Regions from separate parts of the Homo sapiens genome. Here region 2 is linked to region 1. The links are chromatin loops, found by intact Hi-C in ENCODE. Cell type or tissue: mammary epithelial cell. All regions are shown on one strand. Links, peaks and the distances in the headings refer to the core of each region. The heading gives the core; the rest is flanking DNA. Region 1 holds the start of LOC100507513 (a long non-coding RNA gene). Region 2 overlaps LOC100507513 (a long non-coding RNA gene).

Region 1 (12,561 bases), core at 2,353-10,352:
GGAGATAATGGGGCAAGGCTTGGAAGGGTCCTAAGTGCAGGATCTTCTATCCCTGTGGAATTGGGGTGTGCCACCCTCCCAGCACAGGGATATGTTCTTGTGTACTGTATTCATTTGTTCTCACACTGCTATAAAGAACTACCTGACGCTGGGTACGGTGGCTCATGCCTGTAATCCCAGCACTTCGGGAGACCAACGTGGGCAGATCCTAAGGTCAGGAGTTTGAGCCCAGCCTTGCCAACATGGTGAAACCCTGACTCTACTAAAAATACAAAATTAGCTGGGTGTGGTGGCACAGGCCTGTAATCCCAGTTACTTAGGAGGCTGAGGGAGGAGAATCACTTGAAGCCGGGAGGCGGAGTTTGCAGTGAGCCTATAACATGCCATTTCTCTCCAGCCTGGGCAAAAAGAGTGAAACTCCATCTCAAAATAAAACAAAACAAAACAAAACAAAAAAAACTACCTGAGACTGGATAATTGATGAAGAAAGAAGTTTAATTGACTCGCAGTTCTGCAGTCTGCACAGGAAGCATGGCTGAGGGGAGCTCAGGAAACTTACAATCATCGCAGAGGGTGAAGGGAAAGCAAGCACATCTTCACATAGCAGCAGGAAAGAGTGAAGGGGGAAGTGCTATACACTTTTAAATAACCGGATCTCGTAAGAACTTACTCACTATCACGAGAACAGCAAGGGGGAAATCCGCCCCCATGATCCAATTACCTCCCACCAGGTACCTCCCCCAACATTAGTAATTACAATTTGACATGAGATTTGGGTGGGGACACAGAGCCAAACCATATCATTCACCAAATCCAGAAACTTACCAAAGTCTCTCTCTCTCCTCTTGGGGTTTATGGAGGTGTCACTACGTTGGCATGACTGATGAAATTATTCGCCACTGCTGATCAACTCAACCTTCAATCCCCCTTCCAGGGGGTTAGCTGGGGTAGCAATGGATGTTTTAACCCTCTAATCACTTGCTCAGCTCTGCTAGCAACCAGACCCCTCCTGAGACTACACAGGTGCCACTCGTCTCATTAATGTACTTCATTAGACACTTATTCAGAAATTTTAAGAGTTTTAGGGGCTCTGAGTCAGGAAACAGGCAGGAACATTAAATATATGCTATATATTTTTTTAGAGATGGGATTTCACTCGGTCACCCAGGCCGGAGTGCAGTGGTGCCATCATAGCTCACTGTACCCCCACCTCCGGGGTTCAAGGCATCCTTCTGCCTCAGTCTTCCAAGTAGCTGGGAATATAGGCTGTAGCCACCATGCCCAGAAGTTGCATTTCTCATTATAAATCACAATATCACAATCACAGCTCTGGACACTGGGAAGTTCAAGATGAAGGATCTGGCAGGTTCAGTTTGCAGTGAGGTCTCCCTTCCTGGCTTGCTGACAGTTGTTCCCCCACCACTGTGTCCTCAGATAGTGGAGGAAGAAGTAAGCTCTCTGGTGTGTCTCTTGTTTTTTTGTTTGTTTGTTTTTTGTTTTTTGTTTTGTTTTGTAGAGATGGCATCTTGCTATATTGCTGTATTAGGCTGTTCTTTCATTGCTATGAAATAATTCCTGAGATTGGGTAACTTATAAAGAAAAGAAGTTTAATTGGCTCATGGTTCTGTACGATGCTCAGGAAGTATAGCCCTGGTATCAGCTTCTAGGAAGGCCTCAGGAAGCTTATAATCGTGGCAGAAGATGAAGCGGGAACAGGCACTTCACATGGGGAAAGCAAGAGCAAGAGAGAGTTGGAAGTCGTAGGGGGAGGTATCACAACTTTTAAATGACCAGTCTCAGAAGAACTCACTCATTTTCTCCAGGACAGCACCAAGGATTTGGTGCTAAACCATTCATGAGAAGTTTGCCCCTGTATTAGTTCTTTCTCACATTGTTACAAAGAAACACCTGAAACCGGGTAATTTATAAAGAAAGGAGGTTAATCTAGCTCTCAGTTCTGCAGGCTTTACAGAAAGCATAGCAGTTCCTGCTTCTGGGGAGGCCTCAGGAAGCTTCCAATCATGGTGGAAGGCACAGGGGGAACAGGGGTCTGACATGGCAGGTGCTGGGGCAAGAGGGCAAGGGGGAATGTACCACAATTTGAACAACCAGATCTCACGAGAACTCACTCACTATCAGGAGAACAGCACCAAGGGAATGGCGCTGATTCACGAGAAATCCAGCCCCAAGATCCAATCACTTCCCACCAAGCCTGCCTCCAACACTGGGGATTATATTCCAATATCACATATGGATGGGGCAAATATCCAAACTGTCCCAGTTGCCCACAATGATCTTGAGCTCTTGGCCTCAAGCGATCTTCCTGCCTCAGGTGCCCAAAGTGCTGGGATAACAAGTGAGAGTCACCAACCCAGCTGGTGGTGTCTCTTTTTATAAGGATACTAATCCTCTTGAATCAAGGCTCCACCTTTATGATGTCATTTAACATTAAGTTTATCCTTATAGGCTCTCCCTCCAAATACAGTGAGACTGGGGGTTAGGACTACAATATATGAATTTTTAAGGGACATAATTCAGTCCACAGCAAACACTATTATTTTAGTTTTTAAATAGAGCATGTTACTGAGGGGGGACATAGAGGAATTATACGAAGAAATCTGTATAAATGAGGAAAAGTGAGTATGCTTATATGTACTACCACATATATGCTTAGATTCAGTATATATATTATAGAAAGAGTACTAAAAAACTGAATAATTATTCTTCCTGGAATACAAACCTAGCCTCGATAAACAAAGGTAAATGAAGACATCTTTTTCACTAGATACCCTTTTTTAATAATTGAGTTTACATTTTCACCATATGAATGTATATGCATTCTACATATGCATATGCACTTATGTGCATATATCTATATTCGTAAAGATGCATATATTTGTTAACCACAGACTCCCTACTATTACAACATTCAAACAAAGGAGAAGCAATCAAGTAAAACTAAAAGAACCATAATAAGGCAGCACTGGATGACCTGGAAGGCTGAGGGTCCCTGAGCCCAACACCCATCACCCTACAGCTGGGAATCAGACAGTGATGGAGCTATCCCTCACTCCATCTCCTGCTCTCTTCCTTCTCCAGTCCAGCCACCTGGTCACAGAGTGAGGCTCTAAACTGGCCCGTATTACATGTGTCTGTCCCTCCCCTTCTCACCTCGGAGGAAGAGTGTGACTATCCCAAGTCAGCAGGTAGAGTAAGACAGAGCGTGAGACCTGCTAGCTGAGGAGCTCTAAGAACCTTGTGCTTTGAAAGCCGATCTGCTTTGTGGTATTGAAATCCTCTGAGTCCATTACCTCTTTATTACAGGAAAGGTGTGTGAAAGACCCAGGACGTGTCACTACAGGACAAAAGATCTGGATGTTCAACCACAATCAAAGCTCTTGAGATCCAGCAATTTCCTTGAACAATTTTTCTACCACACACACTTCTCAAAATATAGTGCATACCCATATTTAGGATTGTGGTAGAGGGCCATTACATGATCTTGACTGTATCAATAAAAGTCTCAGGGCAAATCTCTGGGGGATTCAGTGCAGATGGCCTGCCAGTTGGATGTGGAATCTGAGCAAATTATCCTTATATTCTGCTACTCATCTCCAAATAACAGGCTTGCATCAAACGGCCATCTATCTCAGACACTTTGCAATCTATGAGTCTGCAATAAAGAATGAATGTGTCTGTGTGTGTGTGTGTGTGTGTGTGTGTGTGTGTGTGTGTGTTTTAAAGAGGCATATATGTGGTTCACTTGGTTTATGTATGTGAGTTACTTGATTGCTTATATGGGAATATTCTGAATACTTGATTAATTGAATAAACGAAATATAATTACATCATGTACAAAACTTTTCATAGTTTCATCTGCTTGATCATTATTCCTGTAAGACTCCATAGTAATATCTAATTGTATTTTTAGTGAGGAAGCTATTTTGGCCTGACCTTCAAAACTGTCTTTGCATTTGGTAGGACAAAAGACTAGCAAAAAAAAGCCTGAGGGGTTATTTTAAGTATTCTTATGAATTAGTGTTCCTCAGACTGTCTGGGTTAGCTGACTTGTGAAAAAACTAAAGGGACAGGATACTCAGTAAGTATGAATGTAACAGTTCACTCCTCAGTATTTCTGGAACAGGAAGGATTTTTCCTCATGCCCCCAACTGCCTCTAGCCAAACAGAAAAGCAAGAGGACAAAATTCTTTAAATCTTAAAAGGAAGCTATGGGTAAGCAGTGACATATAGAAACTAGCACATAGGTCATCAATTTTGTATCACTGGGATACTCATAATCAATCCCTAATGACTAATGACCAATTTTCGATAATAATAAACTATATAATCAAATATTATACACAAATTCATTGATAGTGTTTTCTGCCAGCCTGTAAGTGCCACACCTGAAAAAACTTCAAACTTTAGTGTAGTTTCCATTTGGATCACCTGGGGGAAGTTTTGCACTATGGATCCGTGGGCTCCATTCCGGATATACTCATACAGAACGTCTGCACATGGAGCTCAGGATTCTGCATTTTCAAGCATTTCCTCAAGTGGTTCTGAAACAACCTGTCTCCAGCCCAACTTTGAGATCCATTTTTTACCAAACTCTGGCTTCAGAAGCCTTCATGTACATCGGAAGTAATCTCAGTGTGGGGAAATTCCAAAGCACAGGAAGCGATGATACCATTTGCATTATTACCCAGATGATTCTAGCTACATACACCTATTATCCAGCATTTATGTCTTGATATGAGGCTTCTATTCAGTTGACCCTATTGATATCCAAGTGTACACAACTGACCTGTCAGGCTATAGCAACACTTCACTTATATGTAGGGAGAATTTGTGCAGGGCTTAGCTGAAGCTCATCATGGGGTATGAATTGACTTGGTCTTATTGCTATAACCCTTGGGTTCAGAAGACACTGAACAAATGCTTAAGAAACTGTTTTAGGTTAATGAATGGGGATATATTTAACTCCTCAGATAGCCAAAGAATCAAGAAGAAGGGATTGAGCTGGATGGCCCAATAGAAGTGTCCATTGATTGCACCCCCACACATACCAGCAGAAACACCACATTTAACAACAACTATCTACACACAAAAAAGCACCTACATAGGAAATGAAAATCAAGTCAACAATCATAGTACCTATTTTAACTTCATATCACTGAAAGAGGCACTGAAGAGGTTAGGAAAGACAATTTTGAATCACTGAGGCCACCACTCCCCCATCTCCCAACAGCCACCACATGGAGCTGAGACAGAATCTGAGTGCATGGGGGAGGGAGAGTTTAGCAATTGTGGAAATCTGCATTGAACTCAGTGCTGCCCTGTCACAGCCCATCCACAGAAGGAGCATTTAGACCACCTTAGCCAAAGGGGAATTGCCTATCCCAGCGGTCAGACACTGAGTTTGGGAAAGCTTTGCCACAGTAGGCTAAAGTGCTCTGGGGTCCTAAATATATTTGAAACTCAATCTAGGCCACAAGAACTACAACTACAAGGCAAGTCCCAGTGCTGTGCTGAGCTCAGAGCCAGTGGACCTAGACACCACTAGTGTGACACTTGTCAGGGCAGCTAAGGGAGTGCTTGCACAACCGCTCCCCCAACCCCAGGCAGCACAGCTCACAGCAATGAAAGTGACTCCTTCCTTCTGCTTGAGGAAAGGAGAGGAAAGAGTAACTAGGACTTTGTCTTACATCGTAAAGATCAGCTCAGCCACAATAGGATAGGGCACCAGTCAGAGTCATGAAGCCACCATTTCAGGCACTCGCTCCTGAAGGACATTTCTAGACACACCCTGCACCAGAAGAAAACCCACTGCCTAGAAGGAAAGGACCTAGTCCTTCCAGGATTCATCACCTGCTGACTGAAGAACCCTCAGGCCCTAAATAACCAGCAGCAATACCCAGTAGCACACTCCATGGGCCTTAGGTGAGACTCTGAGATATGCTGGCTTCAGGTGAGACCCACCATACTTACAGCTGGGGCAGTCATGAAGGGACAATTCTTCTGCTTGAGAAAAGCAGAGGGAAAAGTAAAGGGGACTCTGTCTTGCAGCTTAGATAGCAGCTCAGCTACAGCGGGGTAGAGCACCAAGCCGGCTCTTGGATCCCCAATTCCAGATCTTGGCTCTTGGCTGGCATTTCTGGACCTGCCCTGGGTCAGAGGGGAATCCACTTCCCTGAAGGGTGAGTCCCAGGCCAGGCAGCATTCACCACAAGCTGACTGCAGAGCTCCGGGGCCTTAAGGGAACATTGGCAGTAGCCTGGCAGTATTCCTCTTGAGCCTGTGTTGGAGGTAGCAGTGGGGAGAGGCTCCTCTGCCCATGGAAAGGTGAAGGAAGACTGGAAGGACTCCATCTCATGGCTTGAGTGCAAGCTCAGCCACAGTAAAACAGAACACCACGTAAACTTCCCAGGTTTTTTACTTTGGTCCCTGGCTCTCAGACAGAACCTCTGGACATGCCTGGGCCTAGAGGACCTCATGACCCTGAAGGGAAGGACACAGCCTGGCTGGTATTGCCACCTGCTCTAGGACCTTGTAGAGCTTTAGGGCCTGAGGCCCTTACTTCCAAGAAAGGAATAACTCTTTTCTAGTGAGCTGAACTGTAAAGCTCATAACACAAGTAGGTCCTCAGTGCATATTCACTTCCTTTCCTTCTTACCTGAGGTGCTGCAGTGTGAATCTGAAGGTGGCAGGTTCAACACTAAAGTGACGGACTGCAAGAAAGTTATGGTAGACTCAGAAATCTGTTCTTCAACATTTAGACTGTATTTATGCTGGCTGGATTTTCTGTTTATTCACCTATTATTCTCTACCCCTGTCAGCAACCAAGAAACTCGCAGCCCATCTCACGCTGTCTTAAAGGGAACCAAGAAGTTTTGGACTCTTGGCCTGCAGGAAGCATGCAGCGCGGCGCCCCCTGCCGGCCAATACAACGGCCACGGGAACTGGCAGACCACTGAGGCTCTGGGCGGGGCGGAGTTGCCCCTTCTCCTCCCACTTCTCTAGCAGCGGCTTCTTCTGGTGACACCCCGGGAGCCACAGGGATTTGGTTCCCTAAAGGAAGCGGTTTCCCACCAGGGTATCGTCCCTAATACCCTCCGAAGGAGTCCATTGAGGAGAAAGGAACAGAACGTCTGGCAGAATGCAGAAGGACCCTATGATCCAGGACATGTAGCGCCAGCCATCAGGAGGTTTTATGAGAGCAGCTGGTGGGAAGATCAGTCCCAGGAGAAGGGGTTTGTCTAGCAGCTTGGTTGGAGCAAGCCTTTTCCAGAGAATTATTTCCGTAATTCAGGCTCCCTCCCAACCCTCCACTGCCACCTTATCCTCCACCAAAAGCCCTGACACTGTGGCAGGGATAGGGGACGTGGGGTTGGTGGGGAACAGGCTGTAAGAAAGACGCGGGAGCCTATATGTGTCTGGGAAAAATGAGGGGTCCACGTGCAAGGGAAGAAGCATTTACAAAGAAGACTTTGACAGTGCTGCAAAGATTTGAAGGCGCAGGGTGCAAGTCATTCAGGTGCCGGTGTCAGGAGGAACCTAGCCATCCAGGTGAACAGATGCCCCCTTCTTGCAGCCCACTCGCATGGGCCTGGTGGACTCCTTCTTATTTTTGGTAGTGGCAGTGAAGAGGTCGGGTCCCTGCGCTGGCAAAGCAGTCAGTGACATTGACATCATGAGTACTGTTGCGGCAGCTGCACATGGAGGGGCTGTTGGTACAGGGCAGTGGTGGAGTTCTGCAGAAATCTGCTATGGTGGTCAGATTCTATGAATGAATGTGTGGATCTGCTCGCATTTACCCCTATAGATCAGCCAACTGCGCCTCATCATCACATCACAGTATCGGTGGTGTCCTCTAGGGACCCACGACCTGGGGTTGTCTATATGTCGTGTTAAGAAGGGCAGGGCTGGAGTGAAGACAGTTAGGTCCAAAAGGAGGAAGAGGAGGAGGGTCCATATCAGATTCATGTTTCTTGTGAAAGCATTTCAAAGAAGAGCAGAGTCAAAAGAGCAAGCCATGGTCCCTTGTCCTGTTCCTAAGAAGTCTTGGCCCAACACTTAGTGTTCGCAGTTCTCCCCTCCTGCCATTTCTACACTTATTCTTCGTGTACTCATGGCAACAAGTGTTCTCACATCCTTCTTCCACCTCCTTGTCAATAACGGAGATGGCTACCACCCTCTCAACCCTTTATGGGATTATCCTATGTACAAGGTTATTTCCAAACCCCAAAGTGATTCTTGCTCCTTACCTAAGCAGACCAGTTAAACTAAAAACTTTCATCTCTGAGGTGTTTGCATCTATCAGTTCAACTGCCACTCACCCATAGCCTTGAGATGAGGCAGGCATGATTGCCAACCCCTTTTTAGAGTGACTTAACTCAGAAGGGAATTGACAGATTCATATGACCTGCATCTTAGAAAATATTTTCACTTCCTTAAATACAAATGTCTGTTTAAACGCTGTTTTTAAAAATGAGAGCATTTCAATTTTAAGGGAGTAGAGTTTATGTTTCCCCCACATATTTCTCTGCCTCAAAATAAAGATTCCCAACTCTTCCATGTATAGAGCCTATCTTCCAGAAATGTTCTAATTCTTGGTGCTCAGGGATTCTGGGTGACTGTGTGTGAGCCTTCTGTCTCTAGCTCTAATATCTGACTCTTTTTTTAAATACCTGGGAGTTCCAGGAAAGGGTTTTCTGCAGAGCAGATGACATCCACAGAGATGGATATTTTTCTCTCAGAGGTTGATACTCCTAGTAGAAATGGAATCCCCGTTGCCTCTCTCCTTCCTCTAATCTTGTAGAAATTTCATTGTGGATATTTTCTTCCCAGAGGTTAGGGTGCAGGCCGTATGGAAAACTCTCAGGCCTGTCAATGATTTTAAACAGATTCCCAGGTAATGCTAATTTTATGCTTACTATTTCACACCTGAAATATTCACCAGCATCACACAGAGTGCCTATGACATCACTGCAAATATGCAGAAACTTGGGGTTTAGTGTCTATCATAAGCTTGCTACTGGAGCTTGGCAAATCACCTTATCCTTCTACTCCTCATCACTAAAGTGAAGATTATAGACAAAAGATCTCTTTCAGCTCTGACATTCTGTATTTTTCTATACATTACTGTGTGTTTGGGTTCATGTGTGATTTTGTATATATGCATATTGGTTTATACATGTTCAGGTTAGGAGAAATACTTAGTTTGCAAATTGAGTTTCCATTTCAGAATTGTTAATTTAATTAAGTGTAGTTTTTCCTTAAAGCAGTTATTAGCAAGGTCAAAAAAATTGAATCACTATTATGTAAAGATTACAGCATAATCTGTTTTTGTCTCCACCATTAAAGTTATACGGGTTTTTTGGTGTTTGTTTATTTGTTTTTGAGACTGAGTCTGGCTCTGTCACTCAGGCTGAAATCCAGTGGCGCAATCTTGACTCACTGGAACCTCCGCCTCCCAGGTTCAAGCAGTTCTCTGCCTCAGCCTCCCGAGTAGCTGGGATTACAGGCATGGGCCACCATGCCTAGCTAATTTTTGTATTTTTAGTAGAGTAGGGGTTTCACCATCTTTCCCAGGCTGGTCTTGAACTCCTGACCTCATGATCCACCAGCCTCGGCTTCCCAAAGTGCTAGGATTACAAGCATGAGCCACCGTGCCCAGCCATATTCATTTATTTATATTTATTTTTATGTATTTATTTATTTTGAGATGGACTTTCACTCTTGTTGCCCAGGCTGGAGTGCAATAATGCTATCTCGGCTCACCACCACCTCCGCCTCCCGGGTTCAAGGGATTCTCCTGCCGCACCCTCCCAAGTAGCTGGGATTACAGGCGTGTGCCACCACGCCCAGCTAATTTTGTATTTTTAGTAGAGACAGGGTTTCTCCATGTTGCTCAGGCTGGTCTCGAACTCCTGACCTCAGGTGATCCGTCCGCCTCAGCCTCCCAAAGTGCCGGGATTACAGGCGTGAGCCACTGAGCCCAGCTGAAATTATATATGTTTTTATTGAAGGAGAAGCTACTTGGAACTCCAGTCTGTATTTCAGTAAGGCAAGGGAAGAAATTAGTACGTACGTTTCTCAGAACTCCAAAATCAGCTAAATTTAGGGACCTGTTAATGAAGGCAATAGGAGGAGTTGCGTATACAGTCTATCAACAAGGTGTGATGCAGTAGATTTCATAGTTTTTCTGTCTTAATAGGTCTCCTGAGCAGAAAGGCCTCAAAAGCCTTTTATATAATTAAGCAAAACTGACTAATCCATGGCAAGAAGCTGAGTTGAGATCTAATACCTAGATTTTAACATCCTTGACTTCTATCTGCTTTATAATTGGCCAAGTTGCCAAGAAAAGAGAAATGAATTCTTTTTTTTTTTTTTTTGCTTTTGAGATGGAGTCTTCCTCTGTTGCCCAGGCTGGAGTGCAGTGGCGTGATCTCGGCTCGCTGCAACCTCCGCCTCTTGGGTTCAAGCAATTCTCCTGCTTCAGCCTCCCAAGTAGCTGGGATTACAGGAACCCCCCACCATGCCTGGCTAATTTTTGTATTTTTAGTAGAGACAGGGTTACACTATGTTGGCCAGGAGGGTCTCGATCTCTTGACCTCGTGATCTGCCCACCTCAGCCTCTCAAAGTGCTGGGATTACAGGCATGATCCACTGCACCCAGCCAGAAATGAACTCTTTTTGAACTTCATGCTCAGTTATTCTTGTTTAATTCACACAACCATTCTGACAGGTATTTATTATTATGACCACTTCTGTGGATTTCATAATTTCTTGTGTTTATAGCCTCACGTAACAGGCCATGTGTTTATAATATCCAGTCTGCTGGTGATATGGTTTGGATCTGTGTCTCCACAAAATCTCATGTCAAATTATCGTCCCCAGTGTTGGAGGTGGTACCTGGTGGGACATGATTGCATCGTTGGGGTGGATTTCTCATGAATGGTTTAGCACCATCCTCTTGGTGCTGTTCTTGTGATAGTGAGTTAGTTATGAGATTTGATTGTTCAAAAGTGTGCAGCACCTCCTCCCTCTCTCTCTTGCTTCTGCTCCCACCACGTGAGACACCTCGCTCCCCCTTTGCCTTCCACTATGATTGGAAGTTTCCTGAGGCCTCACTAGAAGCAGAAACCACTATGCTTCCTGTACAGCCTGCAGAACAGTGAGCCAATTAAACCTCTTTTCTTTATAAATTACCCAGTCTCAGATATTTCTTAATAGCAATGCAAGAATGGACTAATACAGCTGTTATGCTCTGTTTGTCCGAGTACTATGAAAAAAGTCTTATTACTCATAAGCAGTAGAGCTGTAATGCAAAACGATGTCCTGTATCTTAACTTTTTGAAGAGAATATGTCGCAGACAGCAGGATAAGGCAAGATGCAGAAATTTATTCTGCAAAAAAAAGTGTCCTTATTCTGAAGAGACAGATGCCTTCATAGTGTGAGAGACTAACCTAGTCCTCCAAAGATAACCAGGAAGAAAAAAACCACACTACCTAAAGTAATAAGTAGTTGTGATTAGTGGCAGTTATGGAAGAATGTATAGCTCAGCCAACAAATATTTACCACATGAGGAGATTTAGTTTAAGGCAAATACATTTGCTTAACTGACAATGTATTCTAATAAATTGAACACAGTAGGATGTTTTTACGGAAAGATGAAAACTTGCCACGAAAGCAGAAATGAGACTATATAGAGCAGTTTCACAGGATTTGCCCAACACTGTCTGGAGGAGAGAGACCCTGTATCTGACAGCCTTTAGCTTTCTGGTCATTGTGGCATGGGCTAGTTCATAAAGCTCTTCTGGGGCATTGATGAAACATCCCTCAAGACCACTTGCTTCTCTTTACTCTGATTAAATAATCTTCATACAGCATTTTGATAACTGGTCTATCCTCACCAGTACTACTGTGTATTACTAGCACAGAAGACAAAATATTGAAATAGAGAGTCTTCAGAAGTAAACTATGAACAATGGCGATTTAGTAAATCTCATAATGCTGGCGTTTCTAACTGGTGAGGAAATAATGAATTGTTCAATCAATAGCACTTAGAATATTGGTGATCCATTTAAAAAAATAAGACTATATCCCTCTCTGATAACACAGAGTTTTTTTGTTCTGTTTTGTTTTGTTTTGTTTTGCTTTCTTTTTTGAGACTGACTCTCACTCTATTGCCTAGGCTGGAGTGCAGTGGCTTGATCTTGGCTCATTGTAACCTCTGCCTCCTGGGTTCAAGAGATTCTCATGCCTCAGTCTTCCGAGTAGCTGAGACTACAGGCATGAGCCACCATGACTGGCTAATTTGCATTTTTGGTAAGGATACGTTTTCACCATGTTTGTCAGGCTGGTCTCGAACTCCTTACCTCAGGTGATCCATCCCACTCGGTCTACCAAAGTGCTGGGATTTACAGGCATGAGCCACCGTGCCTGGCCATCATAGAATTTTAAAATTGGAAAAGAGGAAACAAAACTGTCACTATTTACAGATATAATAGTGTACATTGAAAAATCTAAAAACAATGTGTCGGGACTCAGAAACA
Region 2 (12,561 bases), core at 2,091-10,090, 63 kb before region 1:
TGCCATCCATATCAAGCTGCCAATGACTTTCTTCACAGAATTGGAAAAAACTACTTTAAAGTTCATATGGAACCAAAAAAGAGCCCGCATCGCCAAGTCAATCCTAAGCCAAAGGAACAAAGCTGGAGGCATCACGCTACCTGACTTGAAACTATACTACAAGGCTACAGTAACCAAAACAGCATGGTACTGGTACCAAAACAGAGATATAGACCAATGGAACAGAACAGAGCCCTCAGAAATAATACCACACATCTACAGCCATCTGATCTTTGACAAACCTGACAAAAACAAGCAATGGGGAAAGGATTCCCTATTTAATAAATGGTGCTGGGAAAACTGGCTAGCCATATGTAGAAAGTTGAAACTGGATCCCTTCCTTACACCTTATACAAAAATTAATTCAAGATGGATTAAAGACTTAAATGTCAGACCTAAAACCATAAAAACCCTAGAAGAAAACCTAGGCAATACCATTCAGGACATAGGCATGGGCAAGGACTTCATGTCTAAAACACCAAAAGCAATGGCAACAAAAGCCAAAATTGACAAATGGGATCTAATTAAACTCAAGAGCTCCTGCACAGCAAAAGAAACTACCATCAGAGTGAGCAGGCAACCTACAGAATGGGAGAAAATTTTTGCAATCTACTCATCTGACAAAGGGCTAATATCCAGAATCTACAAAGAACTTAAACAAATTTACAAGAAAAAAATCAAGCAACCCCATCAACAAGTGGGTGAAGGATATGAACAGACACTTCTCAAAAGAAGACATTTATGCAGCCAACAGACACATGAAAAAATGCTCATCATCACTGGCCATCAGAGAAATGCAAATCAAAACCACAATGAGATACCATCTCACACCAGTTAGAATGGCAATCATTAAAAAGTCAGGAAACAACAGATGCTGGAGAGGATGCAGAGAAGTAGGAACACTTTTACACTGTTGGTGGGACTGTAAACTAGTTCAACCATTGTGGAAGACAGTGTGGTGATTCCTCAGGGATCTAGAACTAGAAATACCATTTGACCCAGCCATCCCATTACTGGGTATATACCCAAAGGATTATAAATCATGCTGCTATAAAGACACATGAACATGTATGTTTATTGCAGCACTATTCACATTAGCAAAGACTTGGAACCAACCAAAATGTCCATCAATGATAGACTGGATTAAGAAAATGTGGCACATATATACCATGGACTACTATGCAGCCATAAGAAAGGATGCACTCGTGTCCTTTGTAGGGATATGGATGAAGCTGGAAACCATCATTCTGAGCAAACTGTTGCAAGGACAGAAAACCAAACACCACATGTTCTCACTCATGGGTGGGAATTGAACAATGAGAACACTTGGACACAGGATGGGAAACATCACACAGTGGGGCCTGTCGTGGGGTGAGGGGAGGGGGGAGGGATAGCATTAGGAGATATACCTAATGTAAATGACGAGTTAATGGGTGCAGCACACCAACATGACACACGTATACATATGTAACAAACCTGCACGTTGTGCACATGTACCCTAGAACTTAAAGTATAATAATAATAAATTAAAAAGGAGAAAGAAAAAAAAGTTAGGAAATTTGGAAAAGTCATAAATCTAAAAACAAAATTTAAAAAAAAACTAGTCAGCTATAATCTCACCAACCAAAGATAAACACTCTTCAAATTTACAAGTTTCCAGCCAGGTTTTTTGCTGATTATATTAAAAACTAAAATGTGGGTACTATTTTATGGCTGCTCTCTGTCTCTCTCTCTTTTTTTTTTATTGCTTAACAACATAAAGGGAATGCTTTCCCATTTCCATACATATTCTCCTCGAGTGCATTTATAATGGCAGCATAGTTTTGCATCCTACAGATGTGCCATCACCTGTTTGGCTTTTCTCTTATTGCTGAGTATTTCAATTATTTTTCCTACTCAAGAAAACAGCCTGGGAGCTCATTAACTGTTTGAAATTTTGCCCTCGGTGGTAGTGGCCTCTTCCAAAGAGGTGTTTTGAGTGCATGTGACTACCAGGGTGGGAACTTGTTCTTGTTGAAGTTCTTGTTCTTTGTTTCAGTTTAGAGTGTTAAAAACATATGTCACTGCTGGCAAAAGGACACTACATGCAATTTGAACCAAAAACCCTTATTTATTAACCCACTAAAAGATATCTACATCAGCCTACAGGGCTATTGACATTCTATAGACGAAGTCAAAGTGCAGGAGGGAGCAAGAACAACCTCAGACCCATGGTGTGCTTGCTTGACTTCAGATACTTATAATTTTGTTCTCCTTCAAATCTTCTCCAGGTGAGCATAAAAAAAATGGATGTACTCTTCCAGAATTTTCCTTCACCTACTTTATGAAAATAGTCATTTTTCACCTTCCTCCAGATTTCAAAAACGCCAGCAAAGCTTGATTTGGGAAGTGGTGCCCCCTGCTGCAGAGATGTTGCAGAGAGAAAATTCCTTGTGCTCTTCTGTCAGTGAGGAACTGCTCCAAGTCATTCACACTCCTTCACCTCGGTTTCTAGTAGGCTGATGACAGGGAGTGAGAGATGGAAACTCAGTTCCCTCAAAGGAATCTGGCCAGCTCAGGCTGTGGGCCTCAGTTGTGGGGAAGATTGAGTTATGATGGGAGATTCCTTATAGTTCTAAGACATGTGGAGATGAATTAGAAGGAAGCTAACCAATATTGCACAGATATTGTGCTGTGTATGATTCGTTTATGTATTTATAAAGGATGCCTCGTTCCCCACTAAAGTGCATTTGTTTTGATAGAGGGTTTTCACTCCACTTGGTCAAATTACAAATATGTTGTTATTAAGAAATTTCATAACTATGTTTATGTAAAATGTGGTTTTAAATGTAATTTTTGAGAGAATTTATTTAAAAGGGAAAAACATGCTTATATGTGAAAAGTGGGTAATATAAACATGTTGCTTGTTTTTGAGAGAAAGTCTGTGGAAGAACTAATGAGAATCTAGGCTAAGGCTCCTATAAACTTCAATCTCTAGTGAGAGTTTTATCATAAAGTCCAGGCAGCTGTGCTGTCATTGAACATTGAGCATCAGTATCCCCATATCTCTAAAGGGGAATGCTAAGCTGAGTTTTCTGCAGACCACGACCACCAGCTTTTGAGGTAACTTTAGCCTCCTTATGCAGAAATGAGGAAGAAAATCTTGTAGGTGAGGATCAATGATGCACTAGCTGGGCATCAGTGGCAGCCTGACAGTAAGACACTGATTGTTCCTCTTAAGTTGGTGTATGTCTGTCACTATTACCCTACACATTAGCTTGCTCCCTGCTAGCTTATTGACAGAAACAAATGTAAATGCTGCATTAATCAAGTGTATATGTGTCATAAATATTTTCTCTTAGTATGGCCTATACTTTGAAATCCTGAACCTAAGGGTTTTGGGTTTAACCTTTGGTTATCACTCAAAATGAAACACCTATGTTTTCTTGTAGATCTTGTCCAGAATGGCCTGCTGAATCCTTGAAAGCCGTAAGAGAGACGTATAGCAACCTATTCTGAATCAACTTGTTCAATCTAGCAATTCTGTCACTCTAAGAGAATCTTCTCAGCCTCGTACTCCTTTCTTGGACAACCACTACTTTAAAAGCAGGATCATGTTCAATGGCATTCTGGCAATACAGATGTCCATTAAGTAGAAATGCACAATGTCTACTTGTTGAATATCTAATTGTTCTCCAAATTTATTAACAGGATCTTCTATCTTGATAGGAAAAAAAAATTCATATTTTGAAATCTATCTATCTATCTATATAGATAGATAGATATATTTTCTTTCTGAGAATATATATATTTTTTCTTTTTGAGATGGAGTTTTACTCTTGTTGCCCAGGCTGGAGTGCAATGGCACAGTCTCAGGTCACTGCAACATCCACCTCCTGGGTTCAAGCGATTCTCCTGCCTCAGCCTCCCGAGTAGCTGGGATTACAGGCACCTGCCACCATGCCTGGCTTATTTTTGTATTTTTAGTACAGACGGGGTTTCACCATGTTGGCCAGGCTGGTCTCAAACCCTTGACCTCAAATGATCCACCCGCCTCGGCCTCCCAAAGTGCTGGGATTAGAGGCGTGAGCCACTGCACCTGGCTATATATATATTTTTAGAACTCCTTCTTTCCACAGTGTAGAAAGTACACATTACAAAGCTCAGTCAAATGCCAGGAACTTAAACATCCACACATTAGCATAAATTGTTAATTAATTTCTCAAAAAAAGAAAAAAATGCATCTCACTTGAATTCCAGGGAATCAACCTAAAGTATACTGAGATTCCTAAACTGAACCTTAAAACACAAGACACAGAATCAAAAGTCAAAGAACAAAAGGAACATTCTTCAGCAGGAGATAGGGAGCTGGTTTTAGAAACAGGTGGAGATCACCGAGTCTCAGCATAAGCAAAAGCAACACAGAAACCTAGGCTTTTGAAAAATGTCTAAAATACAGCAAAAGAGAAGGCATTCGAATGTTTTTGTGTAGTAATAGCAGGCTACTAATACAGGAATACAGACTATATTAATCCATGACATTTCAGTGAAACAATAAAAACAACTCTTTGGACATCCAGAAACAAAGGATGTTTTATCTAGTTAACTTTTTTTTTTTTTGAGACAGGGTCTGGCTCTGTCTCCCAGGCTGGAGTGCAGCAGCCCAACCTCGGCTCACTGTGACCTCCACCTCCTAGGCTCAAGCGATCCTCCCACCTCACCCTCCTGAGTAGTCGGGACTACAGGCGTGTGCCACTACGCCCGGCTAATTTTTGTATTTTTTGTAGAGATGGGGTTTCACCATGTTGCCCAGACTGGTCCCAAATTCCTGGACTTAAGTGATCCACTCACCTCACCCTCTCAAAGTGCTGGGATTACAGGCATGAACCACTGCCCCTGGCCCCCTTTTTATTCATATGTGAAGACAATAGAAAGACATTCTTCCATCACTAATATTTACTTAATTAACATTTCTGAGTGCCTTTGATATGACAAGCACTATGCTAAGTGCCATATAGGGAGAGGTGAACAAAACAGACAGGTGCTTGTATCCTAGAAAACTTTGCCTCTGCACACCTTGCTTGTGATAATAATTATAGGGCATATGCCAAACACTGAGCTATAAATCTATGAAGGAAGGATGTTGCTTACTTATCACAAGTGATAACCAGTGATACCAGTATCTATGAGCCATAGAAAAAAAGATTGCCTATTTCCCTGACTAGCTCAGAGGGATACAGCTTAATTCAGAAGATAAAACCTTTTCTTTTTTTTTTCTTTGAGATGGAGTCTTGCTCTGTCGCCAGGCTGGAGTGCAGTGGCGCAGTCTCGGCTCACTGCAACCTCCACTTCCCGGGTTCAAGCAATTCTCCTGTCTCAGCCTCCCGAGTAGCTGGGACAACAGGTGCACGCCACCACGCCCAGCTAATTTTTATATTTTTAGTAGAGACAGGATTTCACCATGTTGGCCAGGTTGGTCTTGATCTCTTGACCTCGTGATCCGCCTGCCTCAGCCTCCCAAAGTGTTGGGATTACAGGCGTGAGCCACTGCACCAAGCCAAGAAAACTCTTTCTTTATGGCAGCATTAGGCACCCCCAATAAGAGCCCACTCACATCATCATGATAGACAGAAACACTGCAGGGGGAAAAATGATCTTGCCTTTGGGCACCAGGACATTGGGACCTCCCAAGTAGTCTGCATCAGTGGATCATAAGGACCAACCATTTATCAAATCTGGGAAAGACAAAAGGCAAGCATAAGATTAAAAAGTAATGCAGGTCTTCGCCAGATGGCTCTGCTGCTTAATAAGTAAAATCACAATCACAGAAGGTGATAACCAAGGATAATTAGGTAAACGACCACACTCCATTTAATCACAGTTCAGAAGATCTTCCCTAATTTCTGCTGAAGTCTCTTCAATAATTTCACCTACCTCTGGAAGAAACTAGAGGACTAATGGGAAGAGTCCATTGGTGTTTATGTGGGAAAAGGAAGGTGCAAGCCATTTCAGCTCAAGGAAAGAAAGGAAGGGAGGGAGGGAGGAAGAAAGAGAAAGAGAAATGAGGAAAGGAAGGAACGGAAAAGAGAGAAAAGAAGAAAGGAGGGTAGAAGAAAGAAAGGAGGGAGGGAGGAAAGAAGAGAAACTGACTTTCCAAAGACACAGCTGAAGCAGCAGCTAAGAGGTAACATTATGAAAGTATGGGGTATCATTCTTCAGGATGCAGTGTATTTATTAAATCAGAGGCCTGTAAAGGGTACTGTGTTCCCAATAGGAAGAATACACGGATCCAGGAACCGAGAAGTAGAAGCAGGAGTAGCTCCACTTACCATCTCTCTGATTGACCCACTCAGATATGTTGTGCTTTCATTTCTGTAACTCTAGGCTCTGCAGGGTCAAAGGTCCAGGTCCCCAAAGAAGATGCACCCTTGCCAACTTACACAGAAAGGTCTCATTGAACTGCAAGCTACAGCTTTTCCCAGGACACTTTGGATTTCTCGTGTCTAGGGACCAGCAGACGTGAAGAGGAGTTGCCATACTGTCAAGGCTAAGTAACCTTGATTAGCAGGAGGGAGGTAGGGCTGCTTTTACCCAATAGAGGCAGAAAAGAATTTATGTAGAACCCAAGTAATCTACTTGGGTGCTTTCTGTTACTCCCATGCTCCATTTTAACTGTGAATGTAAGTGTGTAGCCACCTCAGCCTGAGAAAAATATGATTACCAAGGGCTTAACCCTCAGAACTGGTGAGAGGGTAAATAAGAATAAGCAACTAAGACCTAAGGGTAAAGGGAGATTAGAATACATAGTAAAGGAAGGAGTGGATGGGTGCTAGTTACAGCCCCAAGATCTGCGGCATTGACAGTGACTACAGTTTGTTTGTCCACAGTAAACTTCCTCTTAAGTTTCCCTTCAGGAACAGAGACTGGTAGGAAGCCTGGAGGAGTTGTCTCTTGAACCTGTCTGGGGAAGCAGATCTGTGTGGCTCAAGAGGTGGACCTGGCCAGGCACGGTGGCTCACACCTGTAATCCCAGCACTTTGGGAGGCTGAGGAGGGCAGATCACCTGAGGTAAGGAATTCAAGACCAGCCTGGCCAACATGGTGAAACCCTGTCTCTACTAAAAATACAAAAATTAGCTGGGTGTGGTGGCGCATGCCTGTAATCCCAGCTACTCAGGAGGCTGAGGAAGGAGAGTTGCTTGAACCCAGGAACCGAAGGTTGCAGTGAACCGAGATTGTGCCACTGCACTCCAGCCTGGGTGACTGAGTGAGACTCAATCTCAAAAAAAAAGACGGACCCATTCTAAAAAAGTTTCTACATGAGTTTATAAGTACTCGCTTCTGCATGTCTGAAAAAATCTCTGTCTAATAAGAGAGACACACCTCAAAAGTTTTATCAATAAAAAAGGTACAAAAAAGTCAGAATAAAAATAGGACATAAAATCAATGCTATAAATATTAAACAGATTATGAATAACTTTGTGCTAATATATTTGGGAACTTTAGACGAAATGGATAAATTCCTACGTGGGAAAAAACAATCTACCAAAGCTTTCTCAAGAAGAAATGGAAAAGTTAGCATCTCTTTAACCATTAAGGAAATTGAAACAGAAGTTTAAAATAGTTTGAGGCTAAGCCTGGTGGTGTGTACCTGTAGACCCAGCTACTCTGGAGGCTGAGGCAGCAGGATTATTCGAGATCAGGAGTTCAAGCCCAGGAGTTTGAGGCACCTGAGACCGAGTGTTCAAGGATCAGTTGAGACCAGTAATTCGAGGTATGCTCTGTGATTGCACCTGTGAATAGCCACTGCACACTAGCCTGGGCAACATAGGAAGACCCATCTCCAAAAAAAAAAAAAAAGGAAAAGAAAAAAGAAAAAGCAGTCTCAAAGAAAATAAGAAAATATCAGGACCAAACAGCCTTACATGTGAGTTCTACCAAGTATTAAAATAACATATAATTCCAGTTACAAAATAAAGAAGGACTACTCCCCAATTCATTTCTGGAAGCTAACATATAACCTAGATACCAAAATTAAACAAGGCAATACAAAAAATTACAGACCAATCTCATTCGTGAACATAAATGCAAAAAAAATTTAACAAAATATTAGCAAATTAAATTTAGTCATATATAAAAAAGATTATATCACATAACCAAAATGGGTTTATCCCAGGAATACAAGGTTGGTTTAGTATTCTAAAATCAACTAATCTAATTCACCCCATTAACTGATTAAAGAAATATGCTGTATAATCCCATCATTCAACGAAATTCCCAATCCATTCAAGAGACATAAACAGGAGCAGAAGGGAAGAAACTTTTCTAATCTAAAAATGGGCATCTACAAAAGATCCACAGCAACAACCAGACCTACCAAAATGGCCCCTTAAAGATTTCTTGAAGGCACTTTTATAGCGAGCATTAGGCTAAGTGCTGAATGTCAAGAACAAAGGCAAAACAGCTATACCTCCTGGCATCGGGGGAAGGAATGAAAGTAATAGTATCCAGTTTTGTCACTGGATTATTCCAAAAGGGTAAAATCCTCACGCAACTCTGTTCCACAGGCACCGGGCTAGTCAGTTAATGGACGGCTGCCCTAGAGTCAAGTGCCCTCCTTTGCTTCAAAACCTTGTCACCATTCTGCTGGAGTCACAGGGTAGAGAATATGAACACCTTTGGATGCTTCCTCTCGTGGATAAAATAACCTCCTTCAGAAGGGGATCGGTGATGTAATGGATTCCATGAAAGAAATAAACTCTTCTCCAGCGCAGCTGAACTGTAAAGCTCATAACACAAGTAGGTCCTCAGTGCATATTCACTTCCTTTCCTTCTTACCTGAGGTGCTGCAGTGTGAATCTGAAGGTGGCAGGTTCAACGTTAAAGTGCTGCAGTGTATGAAAGTTATGGTAGACTCAGAAATCTGTTCTTCAACAGTTAGACTGTATTTATGCTGGCTGGATTTTGTTTATTCACCTATTATCGTCTACCCGTGTCAGCAACCAAGAAACCTGCAGCCTGTCTCAAAGGAAACCAAGAAAGAAGTTTTGGACTCTTGTGCAGGAAGCTTGTGGCGCGGCGCCCCCTGCCGACCAATACGACGGCCACGGGAACTGGGAGACCACGAAGGCTCTGGGCCTGCGGAGTTGCCCAAGCTCCTCCGGCTTCTCCGGAAACGGCTTTTTCCGGTGACACCCCTGGAGCCACAGTGATTTGTTTCCCTAAAGGAAGCGGTTTCCCGCCAGGGTATCGTCCCTAATACCCTCCGAAGGAGCCCATTGAGGAGAAAGGCATAGAATGTCCCGCAGAAGGCAGAAGGACCCTATGATCCAGGAAACCTAGGGCCAGCCATCAGGAGGTTTTATGAGAGCAGCTGGTGGGAAGATCAGCCCCAGGAGAAGGGGATTGTCTAGCAGCTTGGTTGGAGCAAGTCTTTTCCCGAGTATTATTTCCGTAATTCAGGCTCCCTCCCACCAACCCTCCACTGCAGCCTTATCCTCCACCAAAAGCCCTGACACTGTGGCAGGGGTAGGGCACATGGGGTTGGTGGGGAACAGGCTGTAAGAAAGACGCAGGAGCCTGCGTGCAAAGGACGAAGCATTTACAAAGAAGACCTTGACAGTGCTGCACAGATTTGAAGGCGTAGGGTGCAAGTCATTCAGGTGCCGTTGTCAGGAGGAACCTAGCCATCCAGGTGAACAGATGCCCCCTTCTTGCAGCCCACTCGCATGGGCCTGGTGGACTCCTTCTTATTTTTGGTAGTGGCAGTGAAGAGGTCGGGTCCCTGTGCTGGCAAAGCAGTCAGTGACATTGACATCATGAGTACTGTTGTGGCAGCTGCACATGGAGGGGCTGTTGGTACAGGGCAGTGGTGGAGTTCTGCAGAAATCTGCTATGGTGGTCAGATTCTATGAATGAATGTGTGGATCTGCTCGCATTTACCCCTATAGATCAGCCAACGGCACCTCATCATCACATCACAGTATCGGTGGTGTCCTCTAGGGACCCACGACCTGGGGTTGTCTAAATGTCGTGTTGAGAAGGGCAGGGCTGGAATGAAGACAGTTACGTCCAAAAGGAGGAAAAGGAGGAGGGTCCACATCAGATTCATGTTTCCTGTGAAAGCATTTCAAAGAAGAGCAGAGTCAAAAGAACAAGCCACGGTCCCTTGTCCTGTTCCTAAGAAGTCTTGGCCCTATACTTAATGTTCCCAGTTCTCCCCTCCTGCCTTTTCTACACTTATTCTTTGTGTACTCTTGGCAACAAGTGTTCTCACATCCTTTTTCCACCTCCTTGTCAATAACGGAGATGACTACCGCCCTCTCAACCCTTTATGGGATTGTCCTATGTACAAGGTTATTTCCAAACCCCAAAGTGATTCTTGCTCCTTACCTAAGCAGACCAGTTAAACTAAAAACTTTCATCTCTGAGGTGTTTGCATCTATCAGTCCATCTGCTGCTCACCCATAGCCTGTGAGGTGAGGCAGGTATCATTGCCAACCCCTTTTTAGAGTGACCTAACTCAGAAGAGAATTGACAGATCCATATGACCTGCATCTTAGAAAATATTTTCACTTCCTTAAATACAAATGTCTGTTTAAACGCTGTTTTTAAAAATGTGAGCATTTCAATTCTAAGGGAGTAGAGTTTATGTTTCCCCCACATATTTCTCTGCCTCAAAATAAAGATTCCCAACTCTTCCATGTATAGAGCCCATCTTCCAGAAATGTTCTAATTCTTGGTGATCAGGGATTCTGGGTGACTGTGTGTGAGCCTTCTGTCTCTAGGTCTAATATCTGACTCTTTTTTTACATACCTGGTAGTTCCAAGAAAGGGTTTTCTGCAGAGCAGATGACATCCACAGAGATGGATATATCCCTCTCAGAGGTTGATACTCCTAGTAGAAATGGAATCCCCGTTGCCTCTCTCCTTCCTCTAATCTTGTAGAAATTTCATTGTGGATATTTTCTTCCCAGAGGTTAGGGTGCAGGCCGTATGGAAAACTCTCAGGCCTGTCAATGATCTTAAACAGATTGCCAGGTATTACTAATTTTATGCTTACTATTTCACACCTAAAATGTTCACCAGCATCACACAGAGTGCCTATGACATCACTGCAAATATGCAGAAACTTGGGGTTTAGTGTCTATCATAAGCTTGCTACTGGAGCTTGGCAAATCACCTTATCCTTCTACTCCTCATCACTAAAGTGAAGATTATAGACAAAAGATCTCTTTCAGCTCTCACATTCTGTATTTTTTTTATACATTACTGTGTGGGTTCATGTGTGATTTTGTATATGTGCATATTGGTATACACATGTTCAAGTAAGGAGAAATAATTAGTTTGCAAATTGAGTTTCCATTTGAGAATTGTTAATCTAATTAAGTGCAATTTTTCCAATTTTAAAACTCTATGATGGCTGGGCACGGTGGCTCACGCCTGTAATCCCAGCACTTTGGGAGGCCGAGGTGGGTGGATTGCCTGAGGTCAGGAGTTTGAGACCAGCCTGGCCAACATGGTGAAATCCTGTCTCTACCAAAAATACAAAAATTAACTGGGCATGATGGCAGGCACCAGTAATCCCAGCTACTCAGGAGGCTGAGACGGGAGAATCACTTGAACCCGGGATACAGAGGTTACAGTGGTCCGAGATTGCATCATTGAACTCCAGCCTAGGTGACAAGAGCAAGACTTCATCTCAAAAACAAACAAAAAAAAATTATGGGTATGTAGTAGGTGTATATATTTAAGGGGTACATGAGATATTTTGGTACAGGCATCCAATGCCTAATAATCACATCAGGGTAAATGGGGTATCCATCCCTTCAAGCATTTTTTCTTTATGCTACAAACAAGCCAATTTAAATCTTTTAGTTATTTTAAAATGTACAATAAAATTATTATTGATGATAGTCACCCTATATTTGTGCTATCAAAACTAGATCTTATACATTCTTTTTTCTTTTTGAGACCGAGTCTTGTTCTGTCGCCCAGACTGGAGTGTAGTGGCATGATCTTGGCTCAGTACAACTTCTGCCTCCTGGGTTCAAGTGAGTCTCCTGCCTCAGCCTCCCAAGTAGCTGGGATTACAGGCATATGCCACCATGCCCAGCTAATTTTTGTATTTTTAGTAGGAACGGTGTTTAGCCATGTTGGCCAGGCTGGTCTTCAACCCCTGACCTCAGGTGATCTGCCGCCTCAACTTCCCAAAGTGCTAGGATTACAGGTGTGAGGCACTGTGCCCAGCCTATTCATTCTATTTTTTTTTTTTTTTTTTACCCATTAACCATTAACTTCCCCCTCACCCACCCTCCAATGCTAGGCACTTTGAATCAAATAAAATGAAAGGGTGTTAGAATCAGCCTCAGAACCAAGGACTTTCTTAACTTCTCCTGTTTTGCCCCTAAGTGCAGGATGAAACTCTTCCTTTCTGAAGTTACCTTATCCAAAGCTCCTCCAGAAAGAACCCAGTGGACTTTGATCACCTCCCTGAGATTTTCTTAACCAGAGAAGATTAAACTCACAGCAGAAAGTGAGACTG

The links. Hi-C counts contacts between places; a loop is a spot of excess contacts. Peaks named below come from ENCODE experiments on the same cell type or tissue, not always from the same donor. Only the 100,000 strongest peaks of a DNase experiment are listed, where the experiment ranks them.
Region 2: a loop joins it to region 1, with 16 times the contacts of the local background. A loop is called at or near these places in 2 of 110 quality-filtered maps.

The regions. Positions count from the first base shown.
Region 1 is chr14:20,927,412-20,939,972 of GRCh38, forward strand. LOC100507513 (a long non-coding RNA gene) reads right to left here and starts at 9,412. Exons shown (of 4, transcript XR_110261.4): 1 at 8,691-9,412. In mammary epithelial cell, for the core only: a CTCF peak has its summit at 6,964 (motif pointing left); no DNase peak of the experiment used is centred there.
Region 2 is chr14:20,864,704-20,877,264 of GRCh38, forward strand. LOC100507513 (a long non-coding RNA gene) reads right to left here. Exons shown (of 4, transcript XR_110261.4): 2 at 10,834-11,040; 3 at 8,856-10,133; 4 at 5,532-5,753. Among named protein-coding and RNA genes, the nearest start is that of RNASE3, 20 kb to the right of the region's middle. RefSeq lists enhancers at 9,089-9,188, 9,299-9,348. In mammary epithelial cell, for the core only: CTCF peaks have their summits at 2,437 (motif pointing left) and 9,116 (motif pointing left); no DNase peak of the experiment used is centred there.